2 separate regions of the Homo sapiens genome follow, and region 2 is linked to region 1. Evidence: chromatin loops called from intact Hi-C (ENCODE). Cell type or tissue: mesothelial cell of epicardium. All regions are shown on one strand. Each heading gives the region's core, and the rest is flanking DNA. Links, peaks and the distances in the headings are about the cores only.

Evidence for each region. A loop is a pair of places that touch in the nucleus more often than their neighbours do. Peaks named below come from ENCODE experiments on the same cell type or tissue, not always from the same donor. Only the 100,000 strongest peaks of a DNase experiment are listed, where the experiment ranks them.
Region 2: a loop joins it to region 1, with 26 times the contacts of the local background. A loop is called at or near these places in 2 of 110 quality-filtered maps.

Annotation. Positions count from the first base shown.
Region 1 is chr17:28,551,156-28,567,257 of GRCh38, reverse strand. UNC119 (unc-119 lipid binding chaperone) reads left to right here and starts at 14,634. Exons shown (of 5, transcript NM_005148.4): 1 at 14,634-14,920. The coding sequence starts at 14,701. PIGS (phosphatidylinositol glycan anchor biosynthesis class S) reads left to right here. Exons shown (of 12, transcript NM_033198.4): 4 at 3,351-3,440; 5 at 3,736-3,827; 6 at 5,629-5,836; 7 at 7,067-7,209; 8 at 8,668-8,782; 9 at 10,286-10,431; 10 at 10,992-11,092; 11 at 12,197-12,407; 12 at 12,763-13,871. The coding sequence ends at 13,038. RefSeq lists silencers at 14,458-14,907, 14,968-15,017. In mesothelial cell of epicardium, for the core only: no CTCF peak of the experiment used is centred there; DNase peaks (open chromatin) are centred at 14,587 and 15,187.
Region 2 is chr17:28,469,874-28,485,975 of GRCh38, reverse strand. It overlaps SLC13A2 (solute carrier family 13 member 2), which reads right to left and starts at 12,332. Exons shown (of 12, transcript NM_003984.4): 1 at 12,162-12,332. The coding sequence starts at 12,263. RefSeq lists enhancers at 975-1,024, 2,448-2,961. In mesothelial cell of epicardium, for the core only: no CTCF peak of the experiment used is centred there; no DNase peak of the experiment used is centred there.

The sequences.
Region 1 (16,102 bases), core at 8,103-16,102:
TTGTAGGTGGTGCAGTGTACTTCCTATTGTGTTGTATCCTGAAGCACTTAATGGCTAGTTGTTCCATTTTGGGTGATGCAAAGATTATGTAGTGAGTTCAGGTATTGTCAGCCTGATCTCTATATTTTAGAGTTTCTCATCAACCTTTTACATATTTTTAGCATCTATTTGATCATGGAATCCATTTCATTAGCAGTCACAAGATAATGCTTTTTTTAATTTTTATTTTTTTTAGAGACAGGGTCTCACTCTGTCACCCAGACTGCTGTGCAGTGGCTCAATCATAGCTTACTGCAGCCTTGAAATCCTAGGCTCAATCAGACCTCCCACCTCAGCCTCCCAAGTAGGTAGGACTACTGGTGTGTGGCCAGGCACAGTGGCTCACGCCTGTAATCCCAGAACTTTGGGAGGCCAAGGCGGTGGATCATTTGAGGTCAGGAGTTTCAGACCAGCCTGGGCAATGTAGTGAAACCCCTTCTCCACTAAACATACACAAATTCGCTGGGTGTGGTGGTGTGTGCCTGTAGTCCCAGCTACTCTGGAGTCCAAGACAGGAGAATTGCTTGAACCTAGGAGGCAGAGGTTTCATTGAGCCAAGATTGTGCCACTGCATTCCAGCCTGGGAGACAGAACGAGACTCTGTCTCAAAAAAAAAAAAAAAAAAGTAGGCTGGGCGCGGTGGCTCACGCCTGTAATCCCAGCACTTTGGGAGGCTGAGGCGGGTAAATCACTTAAGGTCAGGAGTTCAAGACCAGCCTGCTCAACATGGGAAAACCCTGTCTCTACTAAAAATACAAAAATTAGCTGGGTGTGGTGGCACATGCCTGTAATCCCAGCTACTTGGAAGGCTGAGGTAGGAGAATTGCTTGAAATGGGGAGGCGGATGTTGCAGTGAGCCGGGATCCCACTGTTATTCTCCAGTCTGGGCAACAGAGCCAGATTCCATCTCAAAAAAAAACCCAAAAAAACAAAAAAAAAAAAAAAAAGAAAAGAAAAAGTAGACAAGGGGTCCTTTTTTTTTTTTTTTTTTTGAGATAGGGTCTGACACTCAGGCTGAAGTGCAGTGGCCCAATCATAGCTCACTGTAACCTTGAACTCCTGGGTTCAAGTGGTCCTCTTACCTCAAGCTCTCAAGCTCCCAAGTAGCTGAGACTACAAGAATGTGCCACTGTGCCCAGCTAATTTTTTATTTATTTTATTTAATTTGTTTATTTATTTATTTATTTTGAGACAGAGTCTCACTCTGTCACCCAGGCTGGAGTGCAGTGGCGCAATCTCAGCTCACTGCATCGTCCGCCTCCCGGGTTCAAGTGATTCTCCTGCCTCAGCCTCCTGAGTAGCTAGGACTACAAGTGCACAGACACCATGCCTGGCTAATTTTTGTAATTTTAGTAGAAACGGGGTTTCACCATGGTGGCCAGGCTGGTCTTGAACTCCTGGCCTCGAGCAGTCCGCCTGTCTTGGCCTCCTAAAGTGCTGGGATTACAAGCGTGAGCCAGTGCACCTGGCCCCAGCTAGTTTTTAAATTTTTTGTAGAGACGGGGTCTCACTGTGTTCCCCGAGCTGGTCTCAAACTCCTAGGCTTAAGCAATCTTCCCACCTCGGACCCTAAAGTGCTGGAATTACAGGCATCAGCCACCACACCTGGCCAAATTAGTGACTTTTACAATTCTGTCATTTCTTCTTTCTGGAAGAAATGTATGACCTGGAATTCTTTTATAAAGAAAAGAGGAACTTTTTCAATAAATTTTAGGTTTAGCTTGTCAAGTTTCAGGAGGCAAAAAAAATCCCTTCAGGATTGCCTTACATGTATATATTAATTTGGGGAGAGTTGACATCTTTATAATAGTCTTTATAATATGACATCTTTATAATATTCATCTAGGGGCCTTGTATGCTATTCCATTTTGTTCAGATATTTTATGTCCTTCAGTAAAGTCTTGAAGTTTTCTTCTTATAGTTTTATACATTTATTCCTGGGTATTTTTATACTTTATTGTTAATGTGATTGAGGTTTTAAAAGATGTTTCTAATTGGATATTGCTGGTATTTATGCGGGTATTGATTCTTGCATATCCTTGTATCTAGTCATCTTATTGAACTGTTGCTAGTTCTAATAGTTTTTCAGTTGGTTCTCTGATTTTCTTGAGAAATAATTATGCTACTTCAAAGTGGCCATTTTATCTGTTTCTTTCCAATACTTTTAAGTTTTCTTTCTCTTTCTTCACATATTACATTGGTCAAGAACTTTAGAAAGAACAATACTGAATAACAATGAGAATAGAGGAGATAGCAGGCATCCTTGTTTTATTACTAACTTTACAGAATTATGTTTAATATTTTGTCATTAAGTGTGTGGTTTTTATTTTTTATTTTTTTGAGACAAGGTCTGGTTCTATTACCCTGGCTGGAGTGCAGTGGTGCCATCTCAGGTCACTGCAACCTCTGCCTCTCAGGCTCAAGTCATCCTCCCACCTCAACCTCCCAAGTAGTTGGGACTACAGGTGTGCACCACCATAACTGCCTTTTTTTTTTTTTTTTTGAGATGGAGTTTCGCTCTTGTTGCCCAGGCTGGAGTGCAATGGTGTGATCTCGGCTCACTGCAGCCTCCGCCTTCTGGGTTCAAGTGATTCTCTTGCCTGAGCTTCCCGAGTAGCTGGGATTACAGGCGCCTGCCACCACACCCAGCTAATTTTTTGTATTTTTGGTAGAGATGGGGTTTCATCACGTTGGCCAGGCTGGTCTCAAACTCCTGACCTCAGGTGATCCACCCGCCTTGGCCTCCCAAAGTGCTGGGATTACAGGTGTGAGCCACCATGTCTGGCACATACCTGGCTAATTTTTGTATTTTTTGTAGAGTTGGGGTTTCATCATGTTGTCCAGGCTAATCTCCAACTCATGAGATCAAGGGATCCGCCTGCCTTGGCCTCCCAAATTGCTGGGATTACAAGCATGAGCCACCGTGCCCAGCCTGTGTATTTTGTTTTTTATCAGGAACATTCACTGAATTTAATTATTTTGGGGCAGTGATTGGAATGACCATACAGTTTTTCTCCTTTTGCCTATTAATGTAATGACTATTGAAATAGATTTCCCAGTGGGAAGACGTTTCACGCTGAAGGACCAGTGTGTGCAGAGGTGAAGGCAAGAGCTGCGGCAGATGGGCGAAATGGGTGTCATGTGTTTGATATCATCTATGCAGAAATCATTAGAGTTGGCTGCAGCTGCTTGGTCTTTTTCTGTAAACAGCCATCTTGCTGTCCTCAGATGCTGGACAGTGTTAGGTCTGGGAAGGTGGGCAGAGGCATGATGCTTGCCCTTTTCATTGTGCTACTTCTTATCCCTCCCAGACAAAATGAAAATCAAATGCCGTTTCCAGAAGGCCTATCGGAGGGCTTTGGACCATGAGGAGGAGGCCCTGTCATCGGGCAGTGTGCAAGGTATGGGAAGGGATGAGCACACCATTTTAATGTGAAGCCCTCTTTTTCCTTCTGATCTCTAAGTGCATAGTTCCCATGCTTTGGCTTACTTCCAAAACCTCTCTTGGAATGCTGGGAATGAGGAACTGTGGGATTCAGCCCAGTCCACTGAGGGCCAGAGAGGTTGATTGGCTTACCCAAGCCTGACCACTGTGTCAGCTGAATGTGAGTGAAGGGGTGGGTTAGGCATTCTTTGGGGCTGGGGGGAGATGGAATGGTGTTTTGCTCTTGGTGTACCACCTGTTCTTGCCCCCAGAGGCAGAAGCCATGTTAGATGAGCCTCAGGAACAAGCGGAGGGCTCCCTGACTGTGTACGTGATATCTGAACACTCCTCACTTCTTCCCCAGGTAAGGTAACAGAGAGGCTGCGACTTTGCCTTATCCCTTCAGCTCGTGGACTCCTGGGTCACCTCCTTCTTGCATCATTGCTACCCATTTCTTCCATTTGCTACAGAAAACTCTCCAAAAAAAAATTTTTTTTTTTTTGAGACGGAGTCTTGCTCTGTTGCCTAGGCTGGAGTACAGTGGCGGGATCTCGGCTCACTGCAGCCTCCGCCTCCCGGGTTCAAGTGATTCTCCTGCCTCAACCTCCTGAATACCTGGGATTACAGGCATGTGCCATGTAATGTATTTTTAGTAGAAATGGGGTTTCACCACGTTGGTCAGGCTGGTCTCGAACTCCTGACCTTGTGATCTACCTGCCTTGGCCCCCCAGAGTGCTGAGATTACAGGCGTGAGCCACCGCACCCGTCCTCCACATATTTTTAATAAAGAATGCTGGCTGGGTCTGGTGGCTCACACTGTAATCCCAGCACTTTGGGAGGCCGAGGCGGGCAGTTTGCTTGAACTCAGGGGTTCAAGACCAGCCTGGGCAACATGGCAAAACCCCATCTCTACAAAAAATAAAAAAAATTAGCTGGATGTGGTAGTCCCTGTTACTTTTGGAGGCTGAGGCAGGGGGAGCGCTTGAGCCTGGGAGGTGGAGGTTGCAGTGAGCTAATATCATGCCATTGCACTCCCCATCTCTACTAACAATACAAGAATCGGCCGGGTGCGGTGGCACATGCCTGTAATCCCAGCACTTTGGGAGGCCGAGGCAGGCGGATCACTTGAGGTCAGGAGTTTGAGACCAGCCTGGTCAACATGGTGAAACCCCATTTCTACTAAAAATACAAAAATTAGCCGGGCGTGGTGGTGGGTGCCTGTAGTCCCAGCTACTCGAGAGGCTGAGGCAGGAGAATCACTTGAACCCAGGAGGTGGAGGTTGCAATGAGCCAAGATAGTGCCACTGCACTCCAGCCTGGGCGACAGAGTGAGACTCTGTCTCAAAAAGAAAATTTATAATCAAATATTTAATTTTTATAAAAGCACTAAAGAAAATGTTAATGAACGTCCCCATCCCCACCCCCAGCTCACAAACTGCAGTGCAGTAGCACGGTGTGTACTTCCATGGTTATACTCCATTCCCTTTTGGCCCAAGGCAACCAGATTTTGTGTTTGTAATTTTCTTGCTTTTCCTTAGAGTTTGATCACATATGCTGTATCTCTGTAAACAATGTATTTAATTTTACATTTTTGAATTTATATAAATGGTGGCTTATAACACATGTTCCTCTGCCACTTTTATTTTATTCCCTTCATGTGGCAGAGCCTGGTGAGAGAATCATCCATAATTATGTAGTTGAATCTATGTATCATTGTATAAACATAAACATAATTTACCCATTCTATTGCTAATGGACATTTGGATTATTTCTAGGTTTTACTGTTAGAAATAATGCTATTATGAATACTTGTTTCTTTGCCATGTGCCATTTTTATATCAGACTCTCCAGTTGTCTGTTTATTCCGCTTTTCTTGCTCAGCATGCCATCTCTGAGTTTCCATTTCACCATTTTACCAGCCCCTGAAGAGTTAGATGCTGCCTGGACCCATGTCAACTGGGAAAAAGAAGAGAACGGAGACAAATGAAAATACTCAATATATACTCATAGCTCAGAAATGCTGAGTTAATAGCTCATGAATCTCAAGAGAGGTGCAAACCTGTTGGTCATTGGCAAAGGGGCAGATTCGGAACAGTAGGAGCCAGGGTGCTTTTTGGCTTTCTTTTCTGAGCCATGGGCATTCTGTCTCTTGCTCACCCCCACAGGACATGATGAGCTACATTGGGCCCAAGAGGACAGCAGTGGTGCGGGGGATAATGCACCGGGAGGCCTTTAACATCATTGGCCGCCGCATAGTCCAGGTGGCCCAGGCCATGTCTTTGACTGAGGATGTGCTTGCTGCTGCTCTGGCTGACCACCTTCCAGAGGACAAGTGGAGCGCTGAGAAGAGGCGGCCTCTCAAGTCCAGCTTGGGTAGGGCACCAGGCTCTGCCACATGAAGGGAGAGGAAATGAATTACATGGGGCAGGAGGGAAATCTGCATGCCAACTTCTTTCTCCTTTCTTCTCTAGTCTCAATTTTTTTCTTATTTATTTTATGTTATTATTATTATTATTATTTTTTTTAGTTATTTATTTTGAGACGGAGTCTCACTCTGTTGCCTGGGCTGAGTGCAGTGGCACTATCTCGGCTCACTGCAAGCTCCGCCTCCCGGGTTCACGCCATTCTCCTGCCTCAGCCTCCCAAGTAGCTGGGACCACAGGTGCCCGCCACCACTCCTGGCTAATTTTTTTGTATTTTTAGTAGAGACGGGGTTTCACTGTGTTAGCCAGGATGGTCTCGATCTCCTGACCTCGTGATCTGCCCGCCTCGGCTTCCCAAAGTGCTGGGATTACAAGTGTGAGCCACCACACCTGGCCTATTTATTTTATTTTATTTTTTGAGACAGAGTCTTGCTCTGTTGCCCAGACTGGAGTGCAGTGGCGTGATCTTGGCTCACCACAACCTCTGCTTCCCACGTTCAAGTGATTCTCACTCCTCAGTTTCCTGAGTAGGATTACAGGTGCATGCCACCATGTCTGGCTAATTCTTGTATTTTTATTTTTATTTTATTTTTTTTTGAGACGGAGCCTCCTGTCGTCCAGGCTGGAGTGCAGTGACGTGATCTTGTCTCACTGCAACCTCCGCATCCCAGGTTCAAGCGATTCCCCTGCCCCAGCCTCCTGAATAGTTGGGATTACAGGCGCCCACCACCATGCCTAGCTAATTTTTGTATTTTTAGTAGAGACGGGGTTTCACCATGTTGACCAGGCTGGTCTTGAAATCCCAACCTCAAATGATCTGCCTGCCTCGGCCTCCCAAAGTGCTGGGATTACAGCGTGAGCCACCACACCCGGCCGATATTTGTATTTTCAGTAGAGATGGGGTTTCTCCATGATGGCCAGGCTGGTCTTGAAGTGCTGGCCTCAAGTGATCCGTCTGCCTCAGTCTCCCAAAGTGCTGGGATTACAGACATGAGCCACAGCGCCCGGCAGCTTTTTCTTACTCAGTGTTCCTCATCCCAGTTTTGTCCTCCTTTTGGTTCCATGATGGAAAGCAGCCCCATTCCAGAGGAGAAACAAGTTCAGCTCAGCTGGGAGTACAGGCTGCCCCTCTTCTTTGATCCACAAGAGCCTCTGACTTCCCTGACTCCTGTTTCTGTAGGCTATGAGATCACCTTCAGTTTACTCAACCCAGACCCCAAGTCCCATGATGTCTACTGGGACATTGAGGGGGCTGTCCGGCGCTATGTGCAACCTTTCCTGAATGCCCTCGGTGCCGCTGGCAACTTCTCTGTGGACTCTCAGGTGAGACCGGGAGCAAGTTGAGGAGTCCTTTTCAATGTCTATACATATTTACAAGTGCAGTCTGTTCCTCCATCTCTTAGAGCTTGCTGATTTGCTAGGAATTTCCTGTGTGTATATGTATGTGAGTGTCATAAGGGTGGGTACTGGGGGTGCGTGTGTGCCCTTGTCTGTGTCCATCCATCCATTGAGGGCAGATTCTGGTGTCTTTACTTCCTTGGCATCCTATTGAGAGAGTTTGTCAGTGCTTGTTAACAAACCACCTTCCTATAGCTCCCTCTAGACCTGTACTCACCAATTGTGCTTAGATGTTAATGCCATGACCCATCTTTTTTTTTTTTTTTTTTTTTTTGAGACAGAGTCTTGTTCTATTACCAGGCTGGAGTGCAGTGGTGTGATCCCAGCTCACTGCAACCTCCGCCTCCCAGGTTCAAGCGATTCTCCTGACTCAGCCTCCTGAGTAGCTGGGATTACAGGTGCGTGCCACCATGCCCAGCTGATTTTTGTATTTTAGTAGAGACGGGTTTTCACCACATTGGCCAGGATGGTCTTGATCTTTGCCCAGCTGATTTTTGTATTTTAGTAGAGATGGGGTTTCACCACGTTGGCCAGGATGGTCTCGATCTTTTGACCTCGTGATCCACCTGCCTTGGCCTCCCAAAGTGCTGGGATTACAGGTGTGAGTGATGGAGCCCAGCAGAGCCATTCTTAAGGAATTTAGTTTTTAGAAAAATGCTTCCTGAAATTTGTTATTGTAGTAACAATAAAGATGTGAAGGGCCAGGTGCGGCGGCTCACGCCTGTAATCCCAGCACTTTGGGAGGCTGAGGCAGGCGGATCACGAGGTTAGGAGATCAAGACCATCCTGGCCAACATGGTGAAACCCCATCTCTACAAAGATAAAAATTAGCTGGGCATGGTGGCGCGTACCTTTAGTCCCAGCTACTCGGGAGGCTGAGGCAGGAGAATTGCTTGAACCCGGGAGGTGGAGTTTGCAGTGAGCCAAGATTGTGCCACTGCACTCCAGCCTGGCAACAGAGTGAGACTCCATCTCAAAAAAAAAAGATGTGAAGAATGTAGCTTTCTGTATCACGCTGTCTCCTTGTAGGGAAAACACGTGGGAGAAATTTTTATCAGGTCTTCCTAGTGGGAGTAATTGCTTCTGAATAACTGGCTTGATTTGATCTTGTAGACACTGAATTATGCTGTTCTTTGTTTCTCTCTTTGTGTAGACTGTTAGGAAACCTGGTAAAATACGTGATTTTTAAAGCACGTATTTAGTTTATTCAGTTTACCCTTGGCTTTGCTATTTTCTTCTGCAATTATTTTCTCTCAGCCCTGATTTTGTCTCTTATATGTTGCCTTGTCCTGATTGTGTCTTTTTTAAGGCACCTCAAATCTTTTTTGGGAGAAAGTAGAATATAAATCTAAACAAAGTAACCACTCCCTGTTTGCTCTACAGATTCTTTACTATGCAATGTTGGGGGTGAATCCCCGCTTTGACTCAGCTTCCTCCAGCTACTATTTGGACATGCACAGCCTCCCCCATGTCATCAACCCAGTGGAGTCCCGGCTGGGTGAGCACCTAAGGATGAGGGTCTTTCTTTTCTGCCAGGCTAGGGAGGGACCCTGACGGCTCAGCTGGGTAGGGGACAGGAGTTGGAGGTGGATTATATACAGTGATGGTTCCCAGGTTGGGTTGGTCCGAGGAGACTGTGGAGATTGAGGCTCCTTTTTTTCTTTTTTTGAGACAAGGCCTTGCTCTGTTGCCCAGTCTAAAGTGCAGTGGCACAGTCATAGCTCACTGCAGCCTCCAACTCCTGGACTCAAGTGGTCTTCCCACCTCAGCCTCTCGAGTAGCTAGAACTATAGGTATGTGCCACTACACTTGGCTAATTTTCAAAATTTTTTTTAGAGACAGGATCTCATTATGTTGCCCATGCTGGTCTTGAACTCCCCTCAAGTGATCTTCCCACCCCAGCCCCCTAAAATGCTGGGATTATAGGCGTGAGCCACTATGCCTGAGCCCTAGGTTCCTTTTTCATGATGCTCTGTTGATATCTCCATCTTCACACCTATCATATCCAAAAGCATTTATTAAACGTGATTCCTAGCACTTTTTACAAATGAATGACTAGGCTGGGTCTATCTCCCTAAAAGCCATCTAGGAGAGAGGCTGTCACACACATAGGAAAGACAACAGCAAAAGTACTTGAGGGCAGAATTTGAATTGACAGTTCTGCTGATTGAGGTTGAATAACCTTGAAGCTAGTATTAGAGTTTTTCATTTTTCGGGTGGAAACTAGGAAGAGGAGGTGTGACTAAGAACTGTAACACAGGCAAACCAAAGTGAGTATATCTAATTGTGGAATCTCAGATACCAGAGGCAGGCTAGTGTGGCCCAAGGATTGTGAGGGGGTGGCATGTGAGGCCTTAGAAAATTCCTCCGTTCATTTATTCATTCAGCAAACATTGACTGAGGGACTACCTTATGACAGTGCTGAGTAGAGAAAAGAAGGGCATTTCAGGCAAAGGGAACTGTGAGCTTAGATGCAGACAAGTGAGAGAGCTTAGGCATTCAGGAAGCTCAGAGTAGTTTAGTGTGGCTGAAATGTGAGTGAGTGACCAAAGATGAAGCCGGTTAGGCAGGCAGGAGCCAGGTCATAAAGGACCATGTTAAGGAGTTTGAACTTTAACCTGATATGGGTGGCTAGTGATTGAGGGATATTAAGCAGGGAACTGACATAAGGTCAGATTTCTGGTTTGCATAAAACTATCTGTAGTAATATGGGTACATTGTGGGAGTGGCCAAGAAAGCTGTCGTAGACAGTCAAGGGGCCTTTGAGGAGGGAGAATTCGGGGGTGTTTTGGAGCTAAGGACTATGTTTCCATCGGTATGGCACATCTCGGGAGAACATTCTGAAGCCCTTTACTAGAGACACCCTGGACAGGAGGATATCCTAATGATTGTTAGTTGGGGAATCAGTCCCAGAGTGAGTGACCAGCAAGTTAGAGGCCGACCTGGGACTAAGGTCCAGGTCCAGCATGTTTTGATATTCTGCTTTCCCTTTATACCACAGGATCCAGTGCTGCCTCCTTGTACCCTGTGCTCAACTTTCTACTCTACGTGCCTGAGCTTGCACACTCACCGCTGTACATTCAGGACAAGGATGGCGCTCCAGTGGCCACCAATGCCTTCCATAGTCCCCGCTGGGGTGGCATTATGGTAATAGTCACACTACGCAGACCCCAGAGCCCATGCTTCTGGGACAGGCAGGTGTCCCTGAAACTGTGTTCCTTCTGTTTTCCTTCTGGTGTCCTCCATGGCCCAGCCTGTGGGAGGGGCAGGCACCAGGAAGGTGAGGGTGCTATGTGCTCATGCCCCTCTTCTGCCGGCCCCACTTTTGTTTCCGCCAGTGTTTTCTATACTGTGACCCTTTGCCCTTACCTAGGATCATTCTGTGTCCATCTTAGATCTTCGCCTTATTTGTGGGAGTCTTGCAAGGTTGGGAGCCTTGTCTCCCTTGTTAGACTGGAAGTTTCTCATGGGGGAGAATTCTAAAATGGGATAAGAAAAAAATATGTTCTACAGGACTTTCAAGGGGGTAATTGGGATAATGTATTTAATGCTCTCCGTAGTAGGTACTCAAAAAATATTAGCTATACCATGAGGTTTATAGCTTCTAAAGAGCACAGAATATGTTTTCCTTTTCTCTCCAGAGTGCCTAGGGCAGAGCTGTGCAAGGGCCTGGTATGATGTTGTGGCAATCTCATTCCCCCTTTCAGGTATATAATGTTGACTCCAAAACCTATAATGCCTCAGTGCTGCCAGTGAGAGTCGAGGTGGACATGGTGCGAGTGATGGAGGTGTTCCTGGCACAGTTGCGGTGAGGTCCTGGATGATCCACTTGGGGACATAGTCTCCTTGGCTGTAGAGGGGAGTTGCAAAGTGGAATCAAGTCTTACCTGGCAGGGATATCTTGGCTGTGCCTAGAGCCCCAGGGAAACCAAGAAAAGTTTCTAAGGATCCCATCATCCTTCTAAGAAGGACTAGTAGGTGACAAAATCATTTATTTTTTTTTTTGAGACGGAGTCTTGCTCTGTTGCCCAGGCCGGAGTGCAGTGGTGCCATTTTGGCTCACTGCAACCTCCACCTCCCGGGTTCAAGCAATTCTCTGCCTCAGCCTCCCGAGTAGCTGGGACTACAGGTGCCCGCCACCACAACTGGCTAATTTTTTGTAATTTTAGTAGAAACGGGGTTTCACCATCTTGGCCAGGCTGGTCTTGAACTCCTGACCTCGTGATCCACCCGCTTAGGCCTCCCAAAGTGCTGGGATTACAGGCGTGAGCCACTGTGCCCAGCCAGCAAAACCAGTTTTAAGAAAAATAGACTCATGAATGTCAGGTCCATGGAGTGTGATTAGGGCTGCTTAAGAAAATAGCTGTTAATTCTTATGCTGCCTGATGGATTGAGAGTGGCTGCCTGAGGCTCTGTGTTGAGGATTCTAAGGCTGTATCTGGGCTCATTAGGAAAGAGTATTCTTCTGATTGACTAGCAGTGTCTCTCACGGATGCAGGCTTAGAGAAGCACAGCACATGTGCCTTGGCAAAGGCAGTCCTGGATCATCCCTTAATGCTAAGTCCCATTGGCCCCATTTGTTCAAAGAGAGGGTAGAAAAGGTGAAAGGATTAAACTGAGTTGGTGTTATCAGAAGTATTTTAGCCATGGAACCTTTTTTTAAAAAACAAGATCTTGGAAATCTAATGTAGAAACAGGTAAAAGCAGAAACACCTGTTGAAGCAGCGTTTGGGGCCAACTTGTTTGGTGTTGCCCCTTATGCCCCCAAGACCCTGAGGTACTTCCCTTTAACCCCTATGGTTCTGGGTAAGATTGAAAATCACTGGCTCAGGACAGATATTTGAGAAATCTTAGCCATGATCTCCCGCCTTGTGGTCTCAGCCACCTTGATCTTACTCCGATGTTCCTACAGGTTGCTCTTTGGGATTGCTCAGCCCCAGCTGCCTCCAAAATGCCTGCTTTCAGGGCCTACGAGTGAAGGGCTAATGACCTGGGAGCTAGACCGGCTGCTCTGGGCTCGGTCAGTGGAGAACCTGGCCACAGCCACCACCACCCTTACCTCCCTGGCGCAGCTTCTGGGCAAGATCAGCAACATTGTCATTAAGGACGACGTGGCATCTGAGGTAAGCAGGCAGGGGATGGATTCTGCAGCTTGGGACTGGAGTAGCCAGAGAGGGCCAGAGTGTGGTGAGACCAGAGAGCCTGTGAGGTCCATGGTATGTGTGGGCTTGCCATCTTTAGTGTCCCAGCCTTCCTCTAGACGGCAGTACCAGCCCCCAAGCAGGAGTGCAGATGAGAGTGCGAGGTTTCAAGCTGACCCTAGGAAAATAAACCATATCCCTGTAGAAAGACTTCCATAGATCCTGGATGAACTCCAGGCATCTTCCTTGGTAGATGGAAGGCACAGTAAGGCCCAGCACCCTTTCCACCAATGCCTAGGACTTACTGGTATACCCTCTTGTCCCTTCTCCTTCCTAGGTGTACAAGGCTGTAGCTGCCGTCCAGAAGTCGGCAGAAGAGTTGGCGTCTGGGCACCTGGCATCTGCCTTTGTCGCCAGCCAGGAAGCTGTGACATCCTCTGAGCTTGCCTTCTTTGACCCGTCACTCCTCCACCTCCTTTATTTCCCTGATGACCAGAAGTTTGCCATCTACATCCCACTCTTCCTGCCTATGGCTGTGCCCATCCTCCTGTCCCTGGTCAAGATCTTCCTGGAGACCCGCAAGTCCTGGAGAAAGCCTGAGAAGACAGACTGAGCAGGGCAGCACCTCCATAGGAAGCCTTCCTTTCTGGCCAAGGTGGGCGGTGTTAGATTGTGAGGCACGTACATGGGGCCTGCCGGAATGACTTAAATATTTGTCTCCAGTCTCCACTGTTGGCTCTCCAGCAACCAAAGTACAACACTCCAAGATGGGTTCATCTTTTCTTCCTTTCCCATTCACCTGGCTCAATCCTCCTCCACCACCAGGGGCCTCAAAAGGCACATCATCCGGGTCTCCTTATCTTGTTTGATAAGGCTGCTGCCTGTCTCCCTCTGTGGCAAGGACTGTTTGTTCTTTTGCCCCATTTCTCAACATAGCACACTTGTGCACTGAGAGGAGGGAGCATTATGGGAAAGTCCCTGCCTTCCACACCTCTCTCTAGTCCCTGTGGGACAGCCCTAGCCCCTGCTGTCATGAAGGGGCCAGGCATTGGTCACCTGTGGGACCTTCTCCCTCACTCCCCTCCCTCCTAGTTGGCTTTGTCTGTCAGGTGCAGTCTGGCGGGAGTCCAGGAGGCAGCAGCTCAGGACATGGTGCTGTGTGTGTGTGTGTGTGTGTGTGTGTGTGTGTGTGTCAGAGGTTCCAGAAAGTTCCAGATTTGGAATCAAACAGTCCTGAATTCAAATCCTTGTTTTTGCACTTATTGTCTGGAGAGCTTTGGATAAGGTATTGAATCTCTCTGAGCCTCAGTTTTTCATTTGTTCAAATGGCACTGATGATGTCTCCCTTACAAGATGGTTGTGAGGAGTAAATGTGATCAGCATGTAAAGTGTCTGGCGTGTAGTAGGCTCTTAATAAACACTGGCTGAATATGAATTGGAATGATACAAAGTCTGAGCTCTACTCTTTCTGCATTCACGCGTAAGTAACAGTTTCCTGGTGTTTGTCCTCCTGTGCCCACAGGTCCACTTTGCTTCCACGTGGCCATGTGCCCTTCCTAGCTGGATTGCCCAAGGCTGTTAGCATCTGCTTTTTACCTGAGATACTAATTCATCAGGTCAAAAAAAAAAAAAAAAAAAAAAAAAAAGTCTTGAGCACCAGCTGCAGGGAGCCTTCTGCTAGGTACAGGGGTCCTACAGAGAACAAAGTAGGCAGGACCAGTGCTTTCACAGAGCTGAGCTTTCAGGGGGAAGAGTCAGCGGACAAATAAAAATAATTTCACATAATGCATTAGAAAGACAAAAACAGGCTGGTCAGATGGTGACTGAGGGGGAAGGACTTCAGACTGGGTGTGAGGGAGGCCCTTTGAGCAGATGACATTTGAGCTGTGACTAGGAGAAAAGAGGCCATCTGGGGAAGACCATCCAAGCAGAGACCCTGAGCCTGGAACTCACGGGCAGAAAGGCTGGAACACAATGAGTAAGCGGAGAGGTAGTCAGGACCCCACTAGTACCAGTACAAGAAAGTGTTAGAAAAACAGAATGAAGCCCAGGGCAGGATACCCCGACTCCCATCCCCCGCGCCCGTCGCATTTCGGGAGGGTTGGGCCGGGCGGCGGGCGGGATCAGCGCAGGGCCCACCCCAGGGGCGGGGCCGGGGCGGGGCAGTACCTGGGGCCCCGGCCGGGGGCGGGGCTGCGGATGCTCCCACTTCCCCCGGCTCCAGCCGGCGCAGGCAGCGGCGGCAGCAGCAGGCGAGCCTCGGCCCCGCAAGGCCATGAAGGTGAAGAAGGGCGGCGGTGGGGCCGGGACGGCGACGGAGTCCGCTCCGGGGCCCTCGGGCCAGAGCGTGGCCCCCATACCACAGCCGCCTGCGGAATCCGAATCTGGGTCCGAGTCGGAGCCGGACGCAGGCCCAGGGCCCAGGCCGGGGCCGCTGCAGAGGAAGCAGCCGATCGGGCCGGAGGACGTGCTGGGGCTGCAGCGGATCACCGGTGGTGAGCACCCGCGAGGGAGCGCCGCCCGCGGGTGGGAAGGGGAGAGGGTGCGAGGGGCCCTCCCGGCGCGCCAAGCCCTGGCCCCCGCCCCCTTTCCCGCCTCCCCTCCCCCACCGAGTCCCCTCTCCTGTGTCCCCTGCTCTCCCTTCTGCCGCCAGGTCTGAGATCTCTGTGTACCCCCTTCCCTTGATCTCTCTCTGTGCCTCCTTCTTCTCCCTTTCGAGATTTATTCCTTCCTTTTCCAGGGGCCCGTCCCCTTTTCCCAGCGTGGAGGTACGTGCGGCAGCAGCTGCAACCATAGCCCTGTAGCTGTGGAGTCTCCAGAGCGCTTTGAGGCCCGTCCCTGCACTAATGAAGAGAGGGGCTGAGTGCAGCCTGTCCTCAGCCCCCACGCTGGAGGCTAGGTGGAGGCTGAGTTACTTGGGAGGCATTCAGACTCTTCATGTCTCCCCAACCATTAATACCCTCACCCTGATCCTCCAGGAAGACTTGGGCCATTTTCTTCCCCGGGAAAGAAACTGAGCAGGCAGCTTTAGTGTGTTGGCTGTGGTTCCTCTCATGGGGAGTGGCATAATGTCCCTCCAAGCCTGGACTAGCACCTGTCCTCTTCTGGGGGCTCTGTCATCAAGGGAGGCTTGGTCTCCACTGTGGTTAAGAGTTTCTGAGCTGGACTGCCTGGGTTGGAGTTCCAACTCTGCCATATAATTGTCTGTGTGACCTTGGGCAAGTAACCTCACCTCTCTGAGCATGTCTTTTCATCTGTAAAATGGGGATAATGATACCTTTCTCGTAAGATTATTGTGAAGATAAGTCCTCTGATTCTGTACAGTGCCTGGCATCTATGCATGCTGTGTACATTGGGCTCTTTGATCAGTAGTATTTTTGGGCCCTACAGGGCTGCTCATAGCTGCTGCCTGGAGTCAAACAACTTGGCTTTCAGGGCAGGGGAGGGGGTCATCATAGGCAGGGAACGAGGGCTAGGAAACCTCATAGCAGAGGCTTTGGATGAGCCTCAAAGGATGAAAGGTGCATGGAGAGACAGTGGCTCTCCACCTTGGCCACATTCACCAGCAACCTGCCCTGGCCCCCTTTGTGAGAATAACTGTTGGGGGGGGCCTCTCTGTGGGTATGGGGGGCATGTATTGGAGTGGACCTGAGCCCTAGAGCTTCCAAAGCAGCAGA
Region 2 (16,102 bases), core at 3,658-11,657, 77 kb after region 1:
TGTTGCCCAGACTGGAGTTCATGATGTGATCAAGGCTGACTGCAGCCTCCAGTGCTGGGCACAGGCAATTCTCTTGCCTCAGACTCCCAAATAGCTGGGACTACAGGCATGTGTCACAACGCCCAGCTAATTTTTTTTTTTTTTGTATCTTTTGTAGAGATGGTTCTTGCTTTGTTGCCCAGGCTGGTCTCGAATTGCTGGTTTCAAGTGATCCTCCCACCTCAGCCTCCTAAAATGCTGGGATTACAGGTGTGAGCCACTGTGCCTGGCCTGTGCATTTCAAAGTAATTTTCTGAAAAGGGCAGAACCAAGACTCAGAGAGGTCTAGCTTTGCCTTGTTGACAGTTGTTGATGCTTAGAGGGTTTGGGTTTGAGACTGAGGAGCTGTCAGTGTTCTGAGAGGCCCCCTGGGTCAGGTACTCTCGGGCACTCCCTGAGGGCAGAGCCCTAGGGGTCTTTTCTTCTTAGGCACACAGTATATCCAATTACAAGGTCAGTATTCCCAGCTCTAGAAGTGGGGATTTGGGGATCAGCCTTATCCTTCCAGGTCACTCTAGTGCTCTCTGCCTTGCAACCCAGCTCTATGGAACCTAGGCCAGCCAAGTTCAACTGACAGCCTATGGCATTGGACTCAGCTGGTTTACACGCTGGCCACTGGCTGCTCCCCAGGACTGCTGCACTGCACAAGTCCAGGTCGCCATTCTCATATGGAGTTGTGCAAGGCATGGCCTGCACCACAGTCCCTGGTGGCCCCTCCTGGAGCTCAGAAACCAGCAGGGAAGAGTTTTCTCCTGGTGGCGAATGCTCTTCTTTCTACCTCTGGCCCTGCCTCCTCCTTCCCCAGGCCAGCAGGGTGGTTGTTCCCCAGCTCTGTTCCTTGACTGTAGCAGCTACTCTCCTCTCAAGATCTGTTTATGGGCTCCTGAGGACGGGGGCGTAGCCTCTTTCTCCTCTATGATCTAGCCTGTCTCTCTTTTTCAGGTGCTGGCCTGGTCTGTAAAGCCTCCTTTCCCACTGGTGTCACCCCCACCCCCAAGGAAGTCACCCTGTTCAGATCCTCACTCTTCTCCACCCAGCAGTCAATCCTTGTGACTGGAAGCCCACTTCAGGCAGACCCTGGGTCTCCTGCCTGTTCATCAGCCACTCATTCCACAAATACCCTCTCTGGGCCATGCACCCAGTCCTGCTGGTTCTGCCCCTTGAGTGCTCCCATTTATTTCTCTGTAGCTCTGGACCACTAGCCTGGTCCAAGTCTCAGCAAGACCTCTGCAAAAGCCTCCTTATTCATCTCCCAGCTTCCTCTCTTGACCCTGAAATCCTTTCTCCTTGCTGCAGCCAGAGTGATCTCAAGGCACAAATCTGTTTAATTTGCACCTCCCCTCCCCCAGCACACACACACACTCATCTCAAAACAGCTCACATCTCTTCAGTGGCTTCCTAGTGCTTTCAGGAACCTAAGTTTAGAGTTGGTCTGTGCCTCATGTCTTAACACTCTCCCCCTTACTCTCTCTGCTCTGGCCATACCAGCCCTCTGTGGGTTCCTCAAATACTGCATCCTCCCTCTGGCCACAGGGCCTCTGCACACGATTTCCTCTCTCTGGACCTCTCTTCCCTCCCTACTTTGCGTAGTTGATATCTACTGGTTCTTGAGATCTCAGCTCAAATATTGATTTTTCAGGCTGGCTTCCAGGAGGGGATATAGTTCCCATTTTTCACACTCTAAGTCCCTGTACCTCTTCTGCATAGCACTCATCATAGTCTGCAATTAAACATTTAGTTTTAGGGACTAAAAGATGAGTATCAATCTTTGTTGTCAGACTCTACCCTCCAGGGAGCAGGGTGCAAGTCTGTTTCTGCTCACCCCAGCGAGGTGCCTGGCATCTATTTAGCAGAGTTGACACTGAATGAGTGGGTGAATGAACGTGGGCCCTAGGGGTACAGGCATCAGTCAGGCCCAGCGCTGGCCCTCGGGGAGTCTGAGTGCCTGTGTGGGCTGGCCTGAAGGGCAGACTGAAGACAGAAACCCCCAGAGGGGCTTCCAAACCCTAAGCCAGGCAGCTTGCTTCTTCTGTAGTGGGAAAGCACATGTCCAGGGCACATGCTGAGTGCTGAGTCCCCGCTTTACTGCTGTGTGTCCTTGGGCAAGTTACTTAACCTCTCTCAGCTTTTCTGGTAAGAAACATCAAGCATTCGCTGCTGTAAACACATTTATCTCCATTATGCAGTTTCCTCATCTGGAAATGGGGATAACAGAAACATCCACCTAACTGGGCTACTGTAAGGACGAAGAGAGCTAACAAATGTAGGAATAAGGTTTTTTTAAAAAAAATTTTTTTTAAGAGACAGGGTCTCACTCTGTTGCCCAGACTGGAGTGCAGTGATGTGATCACAGCTCACTGCAGCCTCGATCTCCTGGCCTCAAGTAATCCTCCTGCCTCAGCCTCCTGAGTATCTGGGACTATAGGCATGTGCCACCACACCCAGCTAATTAAAACAATTTTTTTTTTTTTGTAGAGATGAGGGTCTCGCTATATTGTCCAGGCTGGCCTTGAACTCCTGGGCTCAAGCAATCCTCTCTCCTCAGCCTTCCAGAACACTGGGATTATAGGTGTGAGCCACCGTGCCCAGCCAGGAATAAGTTTTAAAGCATTGTAGCCTGTGAGCCCATAGCAGGGTTGGTGCTGGGAGAGAAATGTGCTCCTGGGCTTCTGGAGAACCAGAGAGGTTACATGAGGCACAAATGGAAGTGAAGGTGCCAAGGAGTCCAGGGCAGACTCCGGACCCGGGGTGTGTGGCAGGTGTGGGACCTGTGGGCATCATGGCCTCTGTCACTGGCACAGTACAGCCTGTGACTGTCAGGCAGCAGCACATGTGCCCACAGTCTCAGAGGTGTCACACCTTATTCCTCCTGGTGACTGAAGGTTAACCCAAGGGTGGGGACAGGCTGGCACATGGGGGACACTCCCACTGCCCCTCTGCCCCTAGCAAGTGGACATGCTGCCGGCAGGAGCACTCCCGGGTCTCAGGAGCAAGGCGAGGCACTGGGTGGCAGCCTGCCAAGCACCTGTAAAGCAGAGTCCAGAAGAATGGCGCTCAGAGGAGAAGGGGCCCCGTCCCTGAGCCTCCTTTTGTTTGGGTTGAGGAAGGCTTCCAGAGAGGGAACCTTGAGCGGGTACTGAGGGGTGAGTAGGAGTTCAGTTAGTGGGCAAAGGGGGTTGGGGTGAGGGAGTAAATGTAGAACAGAATGAGACATAAAAGATCAAGATGCATTCTTGGAAAGAGCCTTGTCTGCCCTGAGAGGATCTAGGAATTTGTCTGGAAGACGGGAGAAAAAGAGAGAAGGCCTCAAAGAGTTTTAAGCAGAGAGAGAGTGGCATGGTCAGACTTGTGGTTTAATAAAATATTACACAGATACTACCACACGCGGTTTAAAAAATTTGTGTGCAAGTGTTTGTATGCATTCAGGGAAATTTCTGATGTAGGGGTTTGTACACTTTTTTTGGTACCAGGATCCCCTTGGCAGCCTGATGAAGCATTCCAGTGTCTTAGAATAATGTTTTTAAATGCACCAATAAAATACATAAGACTACAAAGGAAACCAATTTTATTGAAATACAGGTAATAGGCTGGGTGCGGTGGCTCACACCTGTAATCCCAGCACTTTGGGAGGCTGAGGCAGGAGGATTTCTTGAGCCCAGGAGTTCAAACCAGCCTGGGCAACATGGCGAAACACTGTCTCTACTAAAAGTACTAAAACAAACAAACAAACAAACAAACAAACAAAAAAACTTAGCTGGGCATGGTGGCATGTGCCTGTAATCCCAGCTACTTGGGAGGCTGAAGTGGGGGAATCACCGGAACCACCCGGGAGGCAGAGGTTGCAGTGAGCTGAGATTGCACCATTGCACTCCAGCCTGGGTGACAGAGTGAGACCCTGTCTCAAAACAAACAAACAAACAAACAAACAAACCCTTAACTTTTAAAACCTAAACAAATAAATAAACACAGCTATTAAAATATGAAAAGGTGCTGGGTCCAGTGGTGTGTGGCTACATGGAAGGCTGAGGCAGGAGGATTGCTCGAGCCCAGGAATTTGAGGCCAGCCTGGCAACACAGTGAGACTCCATCTCACAAACAAACAAAAACATGAAAGAGTGTGGAGGGATGGAAGTCTCTTCCAGGAAGAATAGGCAGATGCCAAATGCCTAATTCTTTGAGGACTGAATATACAAAGGGGACAATGGCCAGTTCATATGTAAAAATATGTTTCACAACTTCTGTAATAACCAGCCGAGAAGTCAAACGACAACCTCTACAGCAGTAAGCCCTAAACACTCAGGATTTGCTCGATGATTGCCAATTCCCCTGATTTTTGCCCCAAACTCTTTACTCCTACTTCCAACTCAGGACCAAGCCCAGAAAGCGAAATGTGCTCCCCTAACCAGTCACCTGGGGTGCTGCTTCTAGTTAGCCGCCTATGGCTTCCCTGTGCCCAACAGCATGCACTGGAAGCCTTCCCTTTTGACCATTCTAAAGCTTTCCCACCCCATGCCTGCCTCAAGTTGCACGTGATGGCGGTGACTCTTCCTACCCTTTGCTTGTTCTCATTCAAGTGTCCTTCATTGATTTGCACACCTTGATGTGAATGACTTTGTTGCATCAGCTTCTGTTTTAAGAGGCCAAAGGGAACAATGAATTTTTGAGTGCTGGAGAAAACAAAAGTGGGGAGAAGAGTCCTGATATCACAGCCTGGGCCAGGGCCAGCCCTGCCTGTATGCACTAAAGAGCAAAATGCAAGCTCCTCTACGAATTTGATCCTTGTGACAGCCCTGAGCCTCGCTGCTGGATTACATCCAGGAAACTTTACTGTCGAAGAGGGTGACTTACTTTCCCATTCCTGGCCTTCACCTAGCAGGTGCCGATAAACAGGGACACGATTTAGTAATCTGGGCAAAATCCAAGTTGGGGACTCTACGCCAGGGATCCCCCTGGCCTTTGAGGCTGGGTCCTTCTTCTTATCCTATTTCCAGGCATCCCAGAGGCTAGAAAAACTACCTCCACACAGCTGCAGGTATTCCTAGGGACACAGCTCACCAATCTGGTGGGTGACCAGACATTCCTTCCTGTTCTATAGGTGGGAACATCTGAGGCCCTCCTAAGCACAAGAGCCCATTTGAACAGAGCAATGGAGAAGAAGTGAGGTATCCACACAGGGCTCCAGACCAGTCTGTGTTTTCCAGGGGCCCAGGAATTCAGATAAGAGGCAGAGGGCGAAGGGAGCAAGTGTTTATCAAGCCCCAGGTGCCAGGTACTCTACGTATATGTGTGCTATCTCAGCTCATCTTCACAACACCCCTTAGAGATGGCAGGGTTTGAAGAGGCTCGGTCAGGTCACACGGCAGTACACGCTGCTGAATGGATTTGAACCCACACCTGTTTGGCTCCAAAATCCATGTTTTGTTCACTGGACTCTGCTATCTCAGCTGAGGGCCAAGAAATCTCAAAAGGTAGAGGTGGGGCCCAGAACAGAGGTCCAAATTCCTTGTATAGTTTTCATGCCCGAAGTGAATCATCCAAGTCCCTGCCTTTGAGGTTCAGGAACAGCTTGCACTAAGAGTATTTTAACTACACAGATTTTTTTTTTGACAAGGCCTTGTTCTGTCACCCATGCTGGAGTGCAGTGGCATGATCACTGCTCACTTCAGCCTTGACCTCCCTGGCTCAAGTGATTCTCCCACCTTGGTTCTCCTAAGTAACAGGGACCACAGGCACGCGCCACCATGCCCAGCTAATTTTTTTGACCCCCCCTTTTTTTTTTTTTTGAGACAGAGTCTCACTCTGCTGCCCAGGCTGGAGTGCAGTGGCGTGATCTTGGCTCATTGCAGTCTCTGCCTCCTGGGTTCAAGAGAATCTCCTGCCTCAGCCTCCCGAGTAGCTGGGATTACAGGCATGTGCCACCACGCCCAGCTAATTTTGTATTTTTAGTAGAGATGGGGTTTCGCCATCTTGGCCAGGCTGGTCTCGAACTCCTGACTCCAGGTGATCCACCTGCCTCGGCCTCCCAAAGTGCTGGGATTGCAGGCATGAGCCATTGCGCCCAGCCAACTTTTTTGATCTTTAGTGGAGACAAGTCTCTCTACGTTGCCCAAGTTTGTCTTGAACTCCTGAACTCGAGCCACCCTCCTGCACTGGCCTCCCAAAGTGCAAGAGTTACAGGTGTGAGCCACCACTCCCAGCCTTAATTACACAGATTTTAAAATTCAAACACATGTAATGTTTATGCATTCTAAAAGGGCCAGTGATTCAGATTAAGAAATTCTGCCTTCTGGCCTTACAATAAATGCAATATTGACTTCAGCTGAATTCTGTCCTGGCCAATGTTGAGCCACTAGGAGACTGTTTTTACAGATGCCTTTGGGTCCTGGGAGGTGTTTGTGTTGTGACTGTAACTTACTAGCTGAACAACCCCTGAGTCGTAAGTTATTCACCCCTTAATGCTCACAGCACAAAATCCCTACTCCTCCCTGTAGCCTTGTAGGGCTGACATTGGCTGACCTCAACCCTCTTCTCTAAACTTGACTTAAGCAATCTAGTGAGGCCTCTTAAGGCCTCACTCGAGCCCCCAAAGCCACACTGGCCTTGCTTAATCCCTTCAATTTGCTAAGCTCTCCCCATCTGCAGGCCTTTGCACTTACTGCTTGTTCTGCCTGGATGGCTCTTTACCCAGAGCTGTGCTTGGCTGACTATAGAGAATTTATTTTTGAGATAGGAGTCTTGCTCTGTTGCCCAGGCTGGAGTGCAGTGGCACCATATGGCTCACTGCAGCCTCAACCTCCTGGGCTCAAGTGATCCTCCTGCCTCAGCCTCCCAAGTAGGTGGGGCCACAGGCACACACCACCACACCTGGCTAATTTTTTTAGTGAGGAGACAGGGTCTTGCCATGTTGCCCAGGCTGGTCTTGAACTCCTGAACTCAAGCGATCCACCCACCTTGACCTCCCAGAGTGTTGGAACACCCTCCTCAGGAGGCCTTCCCTGACCCCATCTAGAGCAGCCCTCCCCAGGCTGTGGTCATAGCCTGCTGCATTGTTTCTGCTTTTTGTATGTCTCCCCACTCCTCCCACTTTCTCTTCCCAACACACCCAAACAGTACTTGTCACACAGTACTGAGTTCTATGTTCACTAACAAAATGCATGGTTGGATGAATACATTTGAATGGATGTAAGGTTTCCATGTCTGGCTGCAGGGTTGGGAGAGCAGGAAGACCCCAGGCCCTCCTGTTCCCCATCTGCTGGGACCACCAGAGAGTGACTAGCATTTCAAGGTTCTGTTGCCACCCCTCAAACACACCCTACTATTCCTGGCCCCTACATCTTTCCTCCTGTGGTTCCATTCACCTGTTCTGCTGATGCCTCTGACTGTTAAAACTCCACCAACCTTCAAGGCCCAACTCAAATGTTGCCTCCTTCAGATTCTCCCTTGACTCAGTTGGAAGAATTTGCTCCCTCCTCTGAGCTCTGCAGCCTTCTGGCTGAACCTTTGTGTGGTGTAAACACCTGTCTCCTCCTATAGACTATAAGCAACTTGAGAATGGAACATCTGTATTCCTTTTGGTAACCCCTGACACAGAGCAAGAGCTCAACAGATATGCTGGACTGAAGTATGGTGGGAGGACTGACTGACAGCTGGACGGACATGAGAAAGGATGGCCTGAGAGGTGGGTCACAGCGGGGGCACCACCGGCCTCCCAGGGAGCCTCAGGCAGAGACTCCAACACCAGGTTCCAGTTCAAACTTTTTTCCTAGCTGGGACTTTAAGCAAATTGCTTCCCCACACTGGCCCTCAGTTTACATGTCTGTAAAATGGAGATAGTAGTAGTAACCTCATGTAACACATAGGCTTTTTTTTTTTATTTTTTGAGACTGAGCCTTGCTCTGTCTCCTAGGCTGGAGTGCAGTGGCACAATCTCAGCTCACTGCAACCTCCGCCTCCCGGGTTCAAGCGATTCTCCTGCCCCAGCCTCCCGAGTAGCTGGGATTACAGGCATGCGCCACCACACCTGGCTAATTTTTGTATTTTTAGTAGAGATGGAGTTTCACCATGTTGGCCAGGCTGGTCTCGAACTCCTGACCTCAGGTGATCTGCCCACCTTGGGCGCCCGCCTCCCAAAGTGCTGGGATTACAGGCATGAGCCACCATGCCCAGCCCGACACATAGGCTTTTGAAAGGAATAAATGATCTAACAATGCTTTGAAGTGCATGGCATAATGTCAAGCACATAAAATATACTCAACAAATGTCAATATTATTATTATGGGCACAAATTTGAGCCTAGGCTGGGGCTCCTTCTTCCCCCTTTGGAGGCCAGGGCCATGGGGCTAAGCTTGGGGACTCATTACAGAGAGTAGAGATTCAACAGGGATGCAGGTCAGGATCCACTGTGTGCACATTCCTTCCTTTCTTCATTCAAAAAGTTGGGGGTGGCCGGGCATGGTGGCTCACGCCTGTAATCCCAGCACTTTGGGAGGCCAAGGCGGGCGGATCACGAGGTCAGGAGATCAAGACCATCCTGGCTAACACGGTGAAACCCCGTCTCTACTAAAAATACAAAAAAATTAGCCGGGCGTGGTGGCAGGTGACTGTAGTCCCAGCTACTCGGGAGGCTAAGGCAGGAGAATGGCATGAACCTGGGAGGCGGAGCTTGCAGTGAGCCAAGATTGTGCCACTGCACTCCAGCCTGGGTGACAGAGTGAGACTCAGTCTCAAAAAAAAAAAAAAAAAACAAAAAACTTGGGTGTTTTTTATTTGTTTTTTTTGAGATAGAGTCTTGCTCTGTCACCCAGACTGGAGTGCAATGGCGTGATCTCAGCTCACTGCAACCTCCTCCTCCTGGGTTCAAGCGTTTCTCCTGCTTCAGCCTCCCGAGTAGCTGGGATTACAGGTGTGCACCACCATGCTTGGCTAATTTTTGTGTTTTTTTTTATAGAGACGGGGTTTCATCATGTTGGCCAGGCTGGTCTCAAACTCCTGACCTCAAGTGATCCACCTGCCTTGGCCTCCCAAAGTGCTAGAATTATAGGCGTGAGCCACTGCGCCAGGCCTAACAAGTATTTTTTGAACATCTACTTTGTGCCAGGCACTGGGGATTCTGCATGGGACAAGACAAAGTCCCTGTCCTCACGGAGCCGACATTCTAGTGCAGGAAGCCAGAGAGGAAGTAAAAAATAAGCAAATAGATGATTTCAGAGAGTAAACACCCTATAAACAAAAGAACAGGGCTTTTCCCCAAGAATGACTGGGGTTGGTCAGAGAAGGCTTTTCTAAGGAGGTGGATTTAAGCTGAAACCTAAAAACAGGAAGGAGGTATCTGGGAGAGCAGTCCAGAGCAATGTGAGGAGCAGAAAGAAAGCTGGTGAGGGTGGGGGAGAGTGAGCGAGAGGTGGGTCACAGGGGGAGGGAGCCTGGGGAGTCCAGGGCTGAGCCTTGGTGACTTCTGGCTGCTTGAAGAGGTTTTATCCTAAGTTTGACAGGAAGCCAGTGTAGGGTTTTTTTGTTTGTTTGTTTTTTCAAATTAAGGTGGGGTCTCATTATGTTGCCCAGGCTGGTCTCAAACTCCTGGGCTCAAGCAATTCTCCCGCCTCGTCCTCACAAAGTGCTGGGATTATAGGTGTGAGCCACTGCGCCTGGCCAATGTAGGGTTTTGAGCAGAGTGGGACACATGGGAAATGACCGGGGAGACAGTGGATCCGAGGGCGGGGAGTGACTCCATTCAGAGTATTTTGGGGTATCAAATGAGCAGGACCTTCTGCTGCACGTGGAAAGGAGGGAAGGAGAAGAATCAAGAATGCCCCCGAGTTTTTGGCTGTTGCAGCAAGGTAGATGGTTGAAGCATTTCTTGATGCCTAAGCCAACTGGAGAAGGGCAGGAAGGGTTTTGGTTTGGACGTGGAAAAGTGTAACCTGCTTATCCTGCTTACAAAGAAAATATTCAATTAGGGAGATGGCTGGTGTTCATTGGATAATACCAGTTTAGAGTTTAGGGCTGGGGTTACAGATTGATAACTCATTGGCATAGAGATGCTTTTTAAAGCACGAGATGGCATAAGATCAGCTAGGGGAAGTGGGGACCCTGGAAAACCTCAGAGTCAGATGGAGAAGGAACCTCAGAGTCAGGAAAGGTGGGAAGGGGCAGGGCTGGGCAGGAACCAGGAGAAGGTGTCACCAAAGCCAAGAGAAGACAGCACGGCAAAGACGGGGTGACAGCTGTGACAAATGCTGCCGAGGGACTGAGGAATGTGAGGGTGGCCCAGGGTTTGGTCACAAGGAAGTTGATGGGATCTGAGTCTTGGAGATGGGAGCTGACAAAAGAGAAAGTGCGCTTGTGGTGTAGACAGTGTCTTGAGACTTCCTGTTATGAGAGAGAGCAGAGAAAGAGGCACTATCCTGGAAGGAGCGTGGCCTTGAAAGAGAGCTCTTGTTTGTTTAAGATGAGAGATATTACAGCACCTCCGTATGTGGATGGGGGAGATCAGGCAGAGAGGAAATATTTATCTTGTAGGAGAGTGAGAGGACAATTGCAGGAGCAAAGTCCTTGAGAGGGGCTGGCCTCTCCTAGACAGGACCAGAGTCAGGATGGGGCTGGCAGCATCTGTGAGCCAGAGGCAGGTAGCAGGGCCAGATACGGTGCACAGAAGACAGGGGCTCCTAACACATCCCAGTCTCACCAACAGGCATGGCTTCTAGCACTGACTCAGGATTTCCTGTGTGACCTGGGCAAGTTACTGAATCTTTCTGTGCTGTGCTTCCCCAGGTCGAGGGGAATTGGGAAGAAATCAAAATCCCTGTCTGGCTTCCCTCCTGGGGTTAACACACTTGCCCCAGCCTGTCGGAAAACCCATCTGATGGGTCCCTAGCACTGAGATGCCACCGGCTTTGGCCTGAGATGAAGGTCATCTCAAAGGTCAGCTGGGCCTTGTTACTGACCAGGTGTCAGGGGCCCAGGGGCTGTGCCACTATCACCCCCAGTCTCTCACCCCTTTGGGATACCATGAACAAAAAAGTCTGACTCAATTTCTCTATCTATGACAAAAGGAAGAAAATGGCTTGATGGGCAGTTCTGGGGGTGTGGGGTGGGGCAGGAGGCAGCAGGGTGGAGAGAAGACATGCTTTGGCACCAGATCACACCCCCAGCTCTGAACCTCCCAGCTGTGTGATTTGCCAGAGGCCGACTGACTGAAGATTGAACTTCAAGGCCTTCCCCCTGGACCCTTCCCAAAGCCCCAAACTAATTTCAGATTAATACTTTTGTGTCCTTTTTCTTACAGAGTGGGGCCCAAAAGTGTATAATATCCAAGTTCCATGAAACTTGGATCTGCCCTGGGACTTTGACTAAGTGACTTAACCTCACCTTCCCCATTTGTCAAATGGGACAGTCAGGCCTGACCTCTTAAGATGGTGGAAAAGGTTACTGGGTGCCTAGGGCAGGGCAGGCATTGGCGGCTTGATTTAATGAGAGATGAAGTTATGACTTCTGCTGGGGGCGGAGGAGGAGGCAGTGACGCCTGGTTGTGCCCAGCTCCCCCTCCATCCAGGGCACAGTTTTTGTGCTGTCTACCTGCAGCGGTCCCCTCTTCCAACTCCCACCCCTCCTCCTCCACAGACTTAGCCCTTGAATCCACAGGTGAACTCTTTCTCTTCCTGTTTATGCTCTTAAAGATGCAGACCGCCTGCAGCCAGCTTTCTCCTATTCTCCTTCCAACCCTCTTCACTCTGCTGCTGCTTACCCAGCCGTCCCCTCCCCACAGCCAGCCCATCTCAGCCGCCATGGAGCCCAGTCCAGGGCTAGGTGGGCACACAGTAGGTAGATCAGCTCCATCTGCCCCCCTTGCATCTTGTTGATGGAACTGGTTTCCTGTTTCCTAGGGCAGTAGGTTGCAAACCCACCTAAGTAATTCACGCTGGGCTCCTACAACTGGGTGCCAAGCAAAAGCCCCTTTGACCTCCTAGCCCTCAGTCCTCAGGAGGAGCAGGGGGCGATAGCCTCACTTCCAGGGCAGGGGCAGTGAGGAAGTTATGCTGGATCCTAAGGATGCCCAACCCCGGCCCAGACAGTCCCTCCTCTGCCCCCTGGAGTTATCTGTGCTCAGAACACCAAGTCCTTACCTTACTGGGGACGAGGATGGGCAGAGGCAGCAGGAGAATGGGCACGAAGAACACGATCAGGTAGGAGCGATAGGCCCACAGGGCCTGCCAGCAGGTGGCCATGGTGTGGAGCAGCAAGGGCTGCTACAGCCACTGCCTCCAGGAGCTGGGTAACAGAAGGACCAAAGATGCAGCCAAGCAGGCAGGTGGCAGGCTTATATAAAGCCAGTTGAGTGTTAACCATTGACCCAGTCTGGCAATCAGAGTGTTTTTGGAGTTGGGGAGGTGAGAGTAAGGAGGAGGGACCCACAGGCGGAGTAAAGATCAGGAAGGGAGAGGGAGAAGGAAGGAGGAAAGAACAAGGATTAAAAAACTTCAGGTTCCTTCAAGAAGTTAATCCCAGCGTTAACTCCTTCTGTTCTTGGAGGCTGCTGAGGGTGGTGCTGGAGGAGCTGGAGAAGGAAGGAGAGTCCCCCAGCCACCCTCCACAGGCAGCCCCCAAGCCACCTCCGCTGGCCCGGCCTTTCCTTTCTGCTGTTCTCCAAAGCTAGGTTCTCAGCTGAGCACTTTATGTGACAGCCTGGGTGGGGTGGCCCTGCCCTGCCCACAGAGATGCCCTAGGAATTTTCAGTCTAAGATTGACAGTAGCTAAGGCCTGGAGCAAGTCCTCCTCCTCCTCCTTCCAGGTATCGAGGACCATCAAAGTCCCTGGTCCTGACTACATCTTGTGTGACACTGATCCACCGACTTAACCTCTCAGAATTAGCCACTTCCTTATTCTGCAGTAATATCTTGCTATTGTGAGGCTCAAATTAGACAACTTATATATGTTGAGCTTTGATGCATGGCAGGTGTACGATGAAGGTTAGTTTCTTTCAGGCTCTTCCTAGCCCCCTCGCCCCCCAGCAAAGATTGTCTCTTATTTTGGAAACATACTAGATCTCTCATTTATCCATCATCCATCCATCCATCCATCCATCCATCCAACCATCCATCCATCCATCCCTCCACCAAGCAAGTATTTAGTACCAATTATGTATTCAGCCCTGTGCTCAGTGCTAAAGATACAGAGATTAAAATGCTGCTGCTGCTGCTGGTGGTAAAGACTGACATTTGCTCAGCACTTAGTACAAGTCAGTTACTGTACTTCATCAACTCGGTAACTACACCATGGGTTAGGTGTTACTATTCCATTTAACAGATGGGGGAACTGAGGCCAAAGGACATGGAGCCAGCCAGAATTCACACATGCATTATGGGTATCCTGAGGGAGGTCCAAACCAGGGCAGAAGCTCTGGGTGAAAGGCACCAGGCAAGGGCTCCTGGAAGAGATGGCATCTGAGCGAAGGCTTGAGAGCTCAGTCTTACTTGGCACGAGGTGATAGGGGAAGGGGCACAAGGAGAGGGAAGAGTGAACGAAGGCCTGGAGGGTGGCAAGTGCATGCGTGTGTGTGTGTATGTATGTTGAACGGAGCAAGTTGTAGTTTGGAAGAAATTGTGGGTCTTATCTCTGGCCAGACCCTCAGTCTCCTGGCGCCCTCACCCCTCCTCACCCTGACTGCACGCAGTTGAAGGTCAATGCATGTTTCTGAGGTTATCAGAGTATGATGATCCGTGTGTGCTAGGATAAGGAGGCGGGGTATCAGGGAGAATGTTTCAGGCAGCGAAGACAGTCTGGGAAGAGATGCAGAAGCGTGGGGACGTTTAGAGAACAGAAGGTTCTGCGTGGTTGGAATGTGGATTTGCGGGGGACAGGATTAAGAGCTGATAACTATAGTTTTAGGTGTACCATAGCATGGCCTGGGCTGTTATGCCACCGAGACACTCCTGGAGCCAGTGGATCTTTTAGAGAAAGGCCCCTGGTGCTTTCTGCAGGGCGGTCCTAGAGGTCAGAGGGATCCAGTTCGAGGGCTCCTGGAGCGAGGCCAGGCTGGTGGGATGCTACAGTAACAGAGTACAGGCTAGCCACCCCAGCCCCCCTTCAGGCATGGCTCCTTCACTCCCACACAGTGGCCTGCCACCTGCCCAGGGCAAAGTAAGCAAGAGCCAGGAAGGACAGGGAGAGACAAAGGGTTTCAGACACTCAGGACAATGCCCCGATTCTATCTCACCTTGGTGGAAGCCTCTCCCATGGCCTGAGGCTTTTAAGGAGCCACAAAAAAAAAAAAAAAAAAAAAAACCAGGCCCAGCTTCACCATGTGTAAAATCTGCATCCCAGTTTACCTAACTCTCCATACCAATTCTGTGATGTAGGCTCAGGGCAGTGAGGTTACTCGTCTAGAGTCACACACCTTGTGAGTAACAGAGAGAATGCAGATTTGTTTCCAGGAAGGCTGTGCCCTTGGCTCAGCCCTCCATTCTCTGGTCTCCTTTGATGGAGCTGGGACAAAACTCAATGTTTTACTGAGACCCTCTGGCTTCCCCCTACAGCCCTCTTCTAAGACATAGGCTTTTGGGACCTTCTTTGATTCTTTTTTGAGGCCCAGCACTGGGGGGCTATTGCATCACCAGCAGCCAGGCCCCATCAGTGATGAATTCATCTCAAAGCAGTGATGAATTCCCAAGGCCAGCGGGAAGACTCCAGCTGTCATATTCATTACAAAAACTTCCCCTTTGCCTGGGAGTCATGGCCAGGGCCCCACTCTGCCAGGTCTTATTCAATATTCCCTTTTGCCCCACCCCCTTCTCCTTTAATTAATGCAGCAGATAACTGTGGTTTTTTGCATGGCTCCTAATGAACTGTGAGTAACATACGGTAGTTGCCTGGCTGGCTTCTTCAGTCTTTGCTGGGGCCTTCCCTGTGATGGGTCTCTGTACTATCTCAGGAAGGAGTCACTACCAGGAAACACCTACCCTGCACTTTGTCCATTGCCTCTCCTGGACAGGGCTATCGGAGATTGGCTGCAAGTCCTTGGGGGAGAGGAAATGGTCTCTGGCTTGCAAGAGCCAGCTTGTCCTCAGAAGCAGGTGGCTGATAAGCTGGAGATAGAGCTGGGGCTGGGTCACAAAGGTGGCTTTTAGGAAGTTTATATCTGAACATGTGAGGCAGGCCTTAAGACAGGGGCCGTTGAGGCAACCCAGCATTGTGCAGGCTGGGCCTGGGGCCCACAGGGGCACAACTCCAGGGATCCTAGAAAGCCAGGATGGCTGGACATATTAGGGAGCATCAGGAATGATTTCTAAGACCTGAGACTGCCCAGCCTAGAGGAGAGAAGATAGGGTGTGGGCAGGGACAGTCATCAAATCCTTGATTGAAGAAGAAGGGATGTTCTCAAGGACAGACAGGATCACAGGATAGGGGGGCTAGGGAGGCACCTGGGCTGTTTTCAAGAAGACCACCCTCCCTCGAAAAGAAGTGCCCCTCCTGGGTGGCTGGCATGCCCTGGGGAACGGTGGACTCGGGGGTTGGGCATCGTGTTTACAGCTCTGAGAATCCCAGACCCCAAATCCGACTCCAGGTGCTCTGACCACTCCCCTCATCTTCCATTGCCTCTCCAACTGGGTCCACAAATTTTTTGTTTGTTTGTTTTGTTTTGTTTTGTTTTGAGACAGAGTCTTGCTCTGTCGCCCAGGCTGGAGTGCAGTGGCGCGATCTCGGCTCACTGCAACCTCCTCCTCCTGGGTTCAAGTGATTCTCCTGCCCCAGCCTCCCGAGTAGCTGGGACTACAGATGCGTGCCACCACGCCCAGCTAATTTTTTGTATTTTTAGTAGAGACCGGGTTTCACCATGTTGGCCAGGATGGTCCCAATCTCCTGACCTTATGATCCGCCCGTCTCAGCCTCCCAAAGTGCTGGGATTATAGGCATGAGCCACTGTGCCCAGCCACAAAATTTGTTTTATACGTGTTCAAATCCACCCCCCTCTGCAACTCGCGAGGTGCTCAAAAGGTGCCTAAATGTCCCTATAAGATCCAGTTCTCCCTTTCCTCTTTCGCCTCAGCCCTCACCACTCCTGCCTGCA